2 separate regions of the Homo sapiens genome follow, and region 1 is linked to region 2. A link is an interaction called in ENCODE POLR2A ChIA-PET data of the cell type or tissue named here. Cell type or tissue: MCF 10A. All regions are shown on one strand. Region 1 overlaps XRCC5 (X-ray repair cross complementing 5). Region 2 overlaps XRCC5 (X-ray repair cross complementing 5).

The links. ChIA-PET counts read pairs that join two places held together with the same protein. Peaks named below come from ENCODE experiments on the same cell type or tissue, not always from the same donor. Only the 100,000 strongest peaks of a DNase experiment are listed, where the experiment ranks them.
Region 1: POLR2A ChIA-PET joins it to region 2 with 5 read pairs; 7 of 35 experiments call an interaction of 5 or more read pairs at or near these places.

The regions. Positions count from the first base shown.
Region 1 is chr2:216,144,202-216,149,201 of GRCh38, reverse strand. It overlaps XRCC5 (X-ray repair cross complementing 5), which reads right to left. Exons shown (of 21, transcript NM_021141.4): 14 at 926-1,119. Among named protein-coding and RNA genes, the nearest start is that of XRCC5, 37 kb to the right of the region's middle. In MCF 10A, no CTCF peak of the experiment used is centred here; no DNase peak of the experiment used is centred here.
Region 2 is chr2:216,193,521-216,198,520 of GRCh38, reverse strand. It overlaps XRCC5 (X-ray repair cross complementing 5), which reads right to left. Exons shown (of 21, transcript NM_021141.4): 19 at 3,535-3,602. Among named protein-coding and RNA genes, the nearest start is that of LINC01963, 21 kb to the left of the region's middle. In MCF 10A, no CTCF peak of the experiment used is centred here; a DNase peak (open chromatin) is centred at 2,800.

The DNA.
Region 1 (5,000 bases), 49 kb after region 2:
TATAGAAACCTGTGAAGACTTCCGGAAATTACTCAATACTTCTCCACTGGGGTATTTATAAATAAGAAGCTTTGTCAATAAAGATAGTTGTGGAGAGAAAAATCAAATAAAAAAGGGGAAAAGATTCATGGTTTAAAATCAGATTTCAAAATACAGCCAAAAGAAATGTATAGATTATTCCAGCTTGAGAAAAAAAAGTCACCAATAACTGGTTGACCTAAACCTGGTAAAAATCAATTTTACATACTCAAATAATTCTGGATAAGCAACAACAATTTCTTCTTGTTTTATTTTTGTTTTGTTTTGAATGGAAGCTGACACAGATTGTGAACAGAAGAGGGAAAAAACTTAATAGCCAGTTGTAAGCTTGATTTAAGTGTATATGAAAAGCATTTTGCAATACTTAAAACTACAAACACCTCCCCAATAGCACAACCAAATACATCACTGATACACTAATAGAACGGCTGAAGAATTGATAGTTTTTCACTCTTGTTCCCACTTTTCCTCCAAAAATCTCATTGACATCCCCAACATCTAATCTCCTCCCAACCCAAAAAACCTATGATCTTCAACACACTCATTCTCAGTACTTTACTTTAAAAAGGGTGACATTTAGCCTTAGATATTCAGAAACTTATCTGAATTATACATTATATATAATTCACCAAGAATCTGATGCTGATCAAAAAGTCATCAGCCCAGAAGGTAGCTCTAAATCCAAAGTGAACAGCAAGGATAAAATATGATCACAGCAGACAGATATAAGAAATCAATATTTCAATATAAGGGCCAAATAGCAAAAGGCTTCTTCCTCTCACCTTTTAAATTCCATAGACCCCTATGTGACACTTCCAGAGCCACTCTAAAATGACCACAACTCTTATGTACCCCAATGTTAAATGCAACTATACCAAGTACTTACTTGTCTTGGAAAATTTCCTGAGCAGTCACTTGATCCTTTTTCTTGGCTTCAATCAGAGGAAAAAGGGTCTTTATTTTAGAGAGAGGAATCTGACTTTTTGTTGTCACCTCAGCGGGAGGATTCAGCATATTCCAAATATGCTGCTGAATTGGGGGTAGAGGCTCCCGGGGATGTAAAGCTCTGTGCAGCAGACACTGTTGGAAAAAGTAAGGATTTTAAAACACAGATGGAGACATATATGGCTTCTTTATATTTTCTGATCAGGGATCCTCCATCTTTAGTGTGGGAGGGCTAAGTGATTCATACCACATGTAAAAAACAATCAAGAGGATTCACCTAGAACCACCTTTGTTGGCAGGATATTGGTCAATACCTAAAACCAATTGTAAAAATAGATCCAAGCCTAGCAACAGTATCTTCTGCTCTGGACCTCCTGGAAAGGAGCCTCACCTTATAAATCAAAGCTGTTGTTTTTACTACTTGGGGAATATACAAGATTCCCTAAAATACCTGATTCTAAGACCTGATAATCTGGGATTATAACTTTCTTGTTATAATCCTTTTATCTCTCTTAATCATGCTGTGCTTTCTCCCTCACTTAATCTCAGAGAATGCCATGTGGTGGATGAAACAGGTGGCTACAGGGAAGCTGCCCATGCTCAGTGAGTCCCAGAGAGAGGTCTGCAAAAGAGATGAGAATACTGAGTTGTCCCTGAGTGCTGAGTTTGCACTTTTCAGCACAAGTCCATCCACCTTTCTCTCTCCCCACTGCTACCATTCTTGCCCAAGCCCTATCACCTCATCCCTGGCCTACCAGTCACCTTCTAACTGGTTTCCCAGCTTCTCTTTCCACTGTCTGACTGGAAGTGGTCCGAGAATGAACTGCTCACCATACCCTAGGGTCCTATGATGCAGCCCTGCTTGCCTCCTCGATCGCATCACCAGCCACTTGTTCTCCTCACTCACAACCCCAATAGGCTGGGCTCCTGCTTCGCTCATACACCAAGCTCATCCTAACTTTGGGGCCTGGGCTTAACACTACCTCTGCCTCCTCTGTCTTTCCCTAAACCTCAAGAGTCAGCTCCACCCTTGCCCTTTTTTTAAAAATCATTTTAGTCTTTGCTGAAATACTATCTCCGCAGAGAGGCCTTCCCTGACACTCTATATGAAGTAGCCCCTCCACCCCATTCTACCACCCCAGTCATTTTCTGTCACTTCCCTTATTTTATATTTTTTATAGGCTCCATCATTATCTAAAATTATCAATTTTTTAGTTTACTTGTTTATTATCTAACCCTCCTCCTTACAAGTAGGGCTCTTCTCTTCTTTACTGCTGAATGAATTCTAAGCACCAAAAATACTACCTGGCACATAATAAGCACCTGGCCGATAACAGCTGAAGGAATAAAGTGCTCTTTTCCAGGGCTCTAGTTGTTGACAGCGGTGTCAAGAAGCAACACCAAGGGGGAGGGGCGCCAAGATCAAGGCCAGGGCAAATTCTCCACTGCCCATGTGAGTGAAGTTCTACACAGCATGCCACCTCATTCAACCACCTATCCTGCCTCAAGTCTACTGGGCCAGGCCTTGGCCTGCCCAGAAAAGGAAATGCTCTAAAAGGAGTATAGAAAGCAGTAAGATTAGATGTCATTAAAAAACAAAGAAAGAAATGAAACTATCAGTTTATTGATGTTTTCCTTCCTTCGATGAAGATTAATTCCAAAATTAAGGTATAACTATTCCCACTTTTAAACAACTTATAAATTGGTAATTCTAAAAAAAACAAACAAAACACCAGGGAGCTGAAGAGCTCCTGTAATTTCAAAATACTGCTCCTATCACAAAGCATGTGATTTATACTATCCCCTGGTCCCCTGGACTCCTTTCCTACACTGAAGAAAATGTAAGCTGAAAGTTTCTATTCTAAAAAAATAAAAGATGCTTAGGTTTAATAGTATCATCCAAGAGTCAATGTCCTGTAAGTTTCGAAAACCCTGAAGTAGGAATTAAGTACCAATTTCCTCCAGAAATTCCATGCGCTTCTCCCTGCTCCCTTCCCCATTTCAACCACCAACCACAACTATTCCTTCTCCATAGTATATTCATTTGTTTGTCTGAGTTTGATGCCTGCTTTCTTCTTTCCTAATTACTTGACTTTCCCTTGAGCATCAGTAACATCAGGCCTATTCAATGTAAAGCAAGGTAATCCCCAAACTGTTTAAGCAAATCCAAAAGATCCCAAACTCTGTGAATCTACCCCCTCACCACCTTCTTATTATGCATAATCCTTTATTCACAGTGCTCTCCCTTGGTTCATTAAAATACCTGAACAGCTTAGAAAGTCCTAAAGATGTAAAGCAGTAATCAAACACCCAACATAGCAGACTACCTCTCATAAACTCCTGAAGATTCTATCTGTGATATCCAATTGACATTTCTTGGAAAAGGGCTAGAACAACCAATGGACAAGTATCCTACCCAACCTTCCTACTGTAAAACATTCCAGATTTTCAGCATAAACCCCAGGCAATCTTTTCAGTGTCATCATCCGTTAAGTCAATAATAAAGGATCTACAAGAGATGTTCTGAGGTACCAACCTCCCTCTCATATTTTCTGAAAGGTCACATTTTAGGCAAATTAAGCTAAGCGAGATACTTACAAAATTCATTCAGGTAAAAATTCCCAATGCACTAAAAAAATGGGATTATGAGAAAGTGACATTTCTGAGTAGATGGGAAGCTGAGATCACCTATTTATTTCTCTTTTAAGCAACTGTTACTGGATGTGATTTTTACAATTTGAAAAAGATTAGAGGAAAAACCTACAGACCACAATAGCTCAAAAGTTACCAATATACTGATTTTAGCACCATTGTATCAATTATTTAAAAAGTGGTTTTAACTGTATACTTGACAAGATATATTTTCAGCATTTCTTTCCAAAACTAGAATTAAATTAACCTCTTGATAACAAATTAATTATTAATCTCTCTCTCCTTCTCCAAGCTCATTTACCCTTAACTGTAGGTATTTCAAAAAGAAAAAAGTGGCCTTCCTGGATCCCACAACCTCCTATAGATTACTGTGTCCTCTCTTTCTCTCTCCCTTCATCAGAAAGTCTTTCTCATCTAGGCATTGTAACCTGGCTTGCACACCATTACTCAACTGATTCTGTGTCCCCAAAGTCCTCAAACTGGACTACAAATTCCTAAAGACCCTTTGCTAAGCTCACCTCTACTCCCCATTGTGCATCTGACTTGCGATTCCTTCCTTTCCAACTCGTCTCTTCCTGTGCCTTCCAAGATGCATTTCTCCTAGTTTTCTACCTCGCTGATTTTTATTGGGGTATGGAGGTAGGAGCATTTGGTTTGGTTTTGTAACAACCCTTTTTTATATGTCTAATTGTTCACTCACGTGTTGCAGTTCTCTACTTTGTTCTCTCTCCTACTCACCCAGTGTGCTCTCCCAGACAATCTTACTCACTTGTCTTTCTGCCTCAATGAGGAGGACTCTCAAATCTGTGTTTAGACCTGACTTGTCTTCTAGGCTCTGCAACCCTGTTTGTAACTTCCCAATGAGTGTCTGTACCAGGATATCCAATAGATTTTCTCAAATTTAACACTTGTGAAAATAAATGAATTATCTTTTCCACCTGCTCATTCTGTATTCCTTATCATATTGAATGGTGACATCATCTTTTCAGTCACCCAAGCTAGGATCCTGTTATCTTCAAGTCCTCTTTATTTTCCATCAATCACTCAAGTTCTATCTATACCTTCTAAATGCCTTAAGAATTGATTCTCGTCTCCACTCTCTCCATCACTGCTTTAACTCTTAAGCCTTCAAGTGGGCCACTGAAAATTCTTTAATTACCCACTGCTGTAAAATCCAAATGACTGAGTATGGCATACAAGGTATTCACAACCTACTTACTACTTACCTTCTCTGTCACGTTTTCCATCATTTCCCCATACAGAACTTATTCTGCAGCCAAAGGGATCCACATCCTGGCTCTTCATATTTTCATGCTTTTCCATGTTATTTATTTTGCATGGCATGCCCTCCTTACCACATGCAC
Region 2 (5,000 bases):
CAAAGGATCAAGTTTTCACTCTGGAAAACAAAATAAAGGGTTCATGTGATATTAAAGCAGACACAAAAGCATAATCTCACAGTCAGGCATGATACAGTGACAGGTGGGGGTACTCACCACTATACTAATGAGAACTGACAGATATAACACAGCGTACACTGAAGGTGAGTCAAAATTACAGGGTCTACTCTATGACTTCCAGGTTATTCTAACCACCACCTGGCTCTAGGCCAGAAAGTCATTTGTTGAGATGAAGCAGACAGGGAGTACTGTATTTTAGAAATGATTGGTCCAAGATTCCATTCACAAAACTTAATCCACTTGAAAACGAAGGTCTGGTGTGGTGCAAAGGAACGTGCATTTTAATCCTCTTGCTACCTCGGTGAGCTCAAAGTGTAACCCCACTTTACCTTTCTGGGGATTGGCTTCCCAGTGGTAACAGGGATGGTAGTTCCTGCTCTTGCCAATTCTTAGCAGATCATTGTGAAGATTACAGAGATAATACTGGGCTCTTTGGTTCGGGAGTTGGATACAAGTAAAATTCTACTACTCTTATTTTCTACCATTATCTAGATATGATGTATATAGTGTTGTAGACAAACACCATACAATGTGAATGGTTCTTTAGCAGTCAAAGTGTTATCTAAATATCTGGTATACATACTACATTGGCTAAAGCACTGATAAATGTGGGGAAAAAAAGGAAATGGCATTTTCTAGATGTGAAAGAGTCTGCTAGGTGAATGTGCAATGTACTTTTTTTGGAGGCTATGAGATAATATATATCAAAGTGCCTGGCATAGAGCTGGTGGTACTCAATACATTTTATGTTGAATTTCCTAACTTCTTATCTGCCATGACAGTGAAGTTCAGTTTTGCTGGTAGTACTGGAAGCACACTCTCTGTGCCTTGACTATGGAAACACTATGCTCTAAAAGGAAGAAGATGCCAGTCAGAGCCAGGCAACCCGTGGCTGAAGTAGAAGAGATTCTCTCCACTTGTTTTTTATGATGTTCTCTCTATTCAAAGATGGTGAAGTTTTGAGAGTTGTCTTTTTTTTTTTTTTTTTTTTCCTGGGACAGAGTTTCGCTTTCGTTGTCCAGGCTGGAGTGCAATGGCGCGATCTCGGCTCACCCCAACCTCTGCCTCCCGGGTTCAAGCGGTTCTCCTGTCTCAGGAGAGTTGTCTTAAACTACAACTAACATCAGTTCTGATATCAGAATTATCTAAGGACACCATCTTATACCTACCTGGTCATTAACTGAAATTTCTCTCTATAGCTTCATCATTAGACATTAAAATTCCTCATGCTTAGGCTCAGTGCCTTTACATTTCAAAGAAGACATCCTATTTGCATTACAGAACAAGCCTTGCACAATTTGCAAGTGCATCATCTGTTTTCAGATTTCTTTCCTGTCTAATATTCTGGGTTAACTTAGCTGGAACATCTTTGGTTAAGATGTGCTGCTGGCAGGAAACACAAGCTTTTTTAGGTCATGGCTCCTCACTTCTTCCAAAAACTCTAGTATGTACTGTCACCTGGATAATAAATTTTCTTAATGTAATAATGACAAAAAATATTTTTCCTGATTTACTTGTTTAACAAAAATTGATTGATAGGTCTTCACACCATGTGACAATGAATATTATGTGTCAACTTGGCTGGGCTATGGTCCCCAGTTGTTCCATCAAACACTACTCTAGATGTTGCTGTGAGGGTATTTTGTAGATGTGATTAACATCTAAAATTACCTGATTTTAAGTAAAGATTAATCTTAGTAATATTCGTAGATCTCATCCAATCAAGTGAAGACCTTAAGAGCAAAAGCTGAGGTTTCTGCTTCAGGACTGTAACACAGAAATCCTGCCTGAGTTTCCAGCCTGCTAGCCTGTCCTACAAATTTCAGACTTGCCAAGCCCTACAATCACACAAGCCAATTTCTGAAATTCAGCCAATAAATCTCTCTCTCTATATATATGTGTGTGTGTATGTGCATACACACACACAGACACACGCACACATGTACGTTCTCTTGGTTCTGTTTCTCTGGAGAACCTTGACTGAAATAGCCCAGTTCAATGAGGAGATATTATCAAACATTGTATAAAGTGACAAACAGAAACAAAACCAAACAGTTAAATGGCATACTCAAGCCTATGGTGCTCAGTATTGCCTGTGGCAGAGAGGGTACAGACACCACGGAACCCCTTCTGAGATATAATCACCATCTTACAGTATGCTTCAAAAATTCCAGGATTCTACTCCCTGAAAGTAGGGATGACAAGTTTTTTTTTTTTTTTTAACAAAAATCTTTTGCTAGGCAAAGTGCTTAATAAAAATTCTTGTAAATTTTAATTTCTTTTCCAAACATGGTTTCTGCCAAATGCCTTTCTTGAGTTGAAAATTGAAGATATTTAAATTTTGGCCTGAATTTAGCCATCTGATTAACATTTCCAGCTTTGCATCTGTCACTTCCCTAACAGATTCCTATTCACCAGCCCCAGACCAAGCTCTCCCTTAGTGTGTATAGTTATTTTCTGAGTCTCCGTTGCTTCCCTCTGCTCCATTTTAACTGCCCGAGCTTCTAGAGGGCAGGGGTGCTGTCTTATCATCCAGCACAGTGCCTAGCATATCGCAGAAGCTTAGTAACTGAGAGCTGTCAGGTGCCAGCAGAACTACATCAGTCAGTGACTGTAACTGAAACTGAGTGTTACGAAGTATATACTTTTGAGCTATTCAACTTAATTCATTAAAATTTCATCACAACCTTGAGGTACAATGAAGGACTACTGAACTAAATAACCACATGTATCTGACTCATGGCTGAATCAGATTCAATACACACCAAACAAGGAGGCCTAGGCCTAACAATGTGTGTGAATAAGAAGCTCATGGGGACTGCATGGGGTCTTTTACTGAAAATACTTGGATGTCCCTTATGCTAGAATACTAGTGTTTCTCTATTCACTATACAATACAATCACCTGAGGGGTTTTAAAATGCAAACAAACCAACTGTGCCCAGGACCCATCTCAGACTAACAGAATCTCTAGGGTAATTCTGATTTTTAATCAGTATTAACAAAAAAAAAAAAGAAAGAAAGAAACAGAGAGAGAGAGAAAAGAAAGAGAAAAGAAAAGAAAAGAAAAGAAAAGAAAAGAAAAGAAAAGAAAAAAAAGAAAAACAAGCTCACCAAGTAACTAATGTGTGGCCAGGGTGGGAATCACTGTGGATTTCATAGCCTTTACCAGGGCCGAGGCTAAGTTTGCGCACTATGGGGTTCAACAGCATGCTCTAGGGGTACTGAAGCTGGGATTACAGGTGAGTTCCAGAAATATAACCACAGCCTACAGGAAACTGAGTAAGATTATAATTTCTCCCATGGGGATGCTGTGGTTGAAGCAATTTACATATTGAATACAAAATGAGTACACTAATTTAGTTACCCATAAAATTTAACTTCTTCGAGGGTATCAAGAAAATAAAGTCCACTATAATAATTCAACTAAAGACAAAGGTTTACCCCTCAATACCTTTTTGGCTTCCTCAGCTGTGACAGAACTTCCAGAGGCTTCCTCTTTGGTGATCAGAGTAATTCCATCTAAAAAGTAATTCAGAGAGTAAAATCAAAACACAAAGAATCAACCCCAATCCCATTTTCGTTTCCATCACACCTCCTCCCACCTTTGAGCTGAAGATTTCTTTTTTTTAAATAGAGACAGGGTCCCACTATGTTGCCCAGGCTGGTCTCAGACTCCTGGGCTCAAGTGATCCTCCCGTCTCGGCCTCCCAAAGTGCTGGGATTACAAGCATGCGCCACTGTGCCCAGCCTGAGCTGGAGATTTTTAAAACTATAAAGGTGCTCTGTTCTACAAAAAATATAAAACTATAAAGGCAACCAATTAACAATGACCATCTTAAATTATCTTTTCTCCAGTTTTTGCCTGTGTAATAAGCAATAAAGGCCGCATGTCAAATGCCACGTGTTCCATGAAGCCTTCCTTGATCAACTCTAGATAAGTCTCCCCTTCTTTAGAAATCTCAGATCACTTTGTTTATTCCTTTGAAATGGCTCTTGTCGTATTTTATGTAACTATTTGTACACATGTTCTCTCTCCTAAGAATATATTTTCTCAAGGGCAGACACTAAGTCTTATAAGTCTTTATATTCCCCTCAATGTACAGTATGTCCTTACTTAACTATCATCAATAGGTTGTTGGAAACTGTGACTTTAAGTGAAACAAAAGTAGGTACTTAAATAATATTGTTTCATTATAACACTGATGAGAAAAAAATGGTTTCATTATGTGTCATTTTGCTTAAAGTCACAATTTTCAAGAACCTATGGACGTTAAGAGAGGACTTACTGTAGAACATAGCAGAAGCTCAATAAATAAATGATAATTAAATGACTGTATGCTTTTGTCCAAGACATCCGGTGCCCAATATGGAACTACGCCATGCATTTTGTCTTGTGGCCATGTTACTGGCTATTGATAGAGTGGCCAGAGGACTAGGGAGGAAGAAAACATGGTCTTCACCAAGGGGCATGTCTATCATTTAGGACAGTTAATCAATTTTAGCTCAGTAAGAGCAAATCAAGGGTAGAAAATCTACTCTTTAGTTTGCTCTTCTTCCTATTTTCCTACATCAAATGGCTGATACCTGATAAACTGTTCAAAAAGCACATGTATTTAACACCCATGTGTACCTATGAATGGCCTTGGTCATCTGTATTCTCTCAGTGGCATATAAGCTATCAGAAAATATGGATTTTGCATATGACCTGTAAGTTTCTTTTCAGCAAATAATACGCTATAGGCATTCAATAAATACCAAAACCAATCTCCTTCATTTACGGGGTCAACAGCAGAGACACAAAAGTGATTTGAGTAAGCCCCCTTCACTACCCATTCCAATTCCTTTTGTTCTCCAGTGCAGAAGTTAAAGGGCTGAAAAATTAACTGTCAGGAAAACAGTTACCTGTGTGATGAAGAG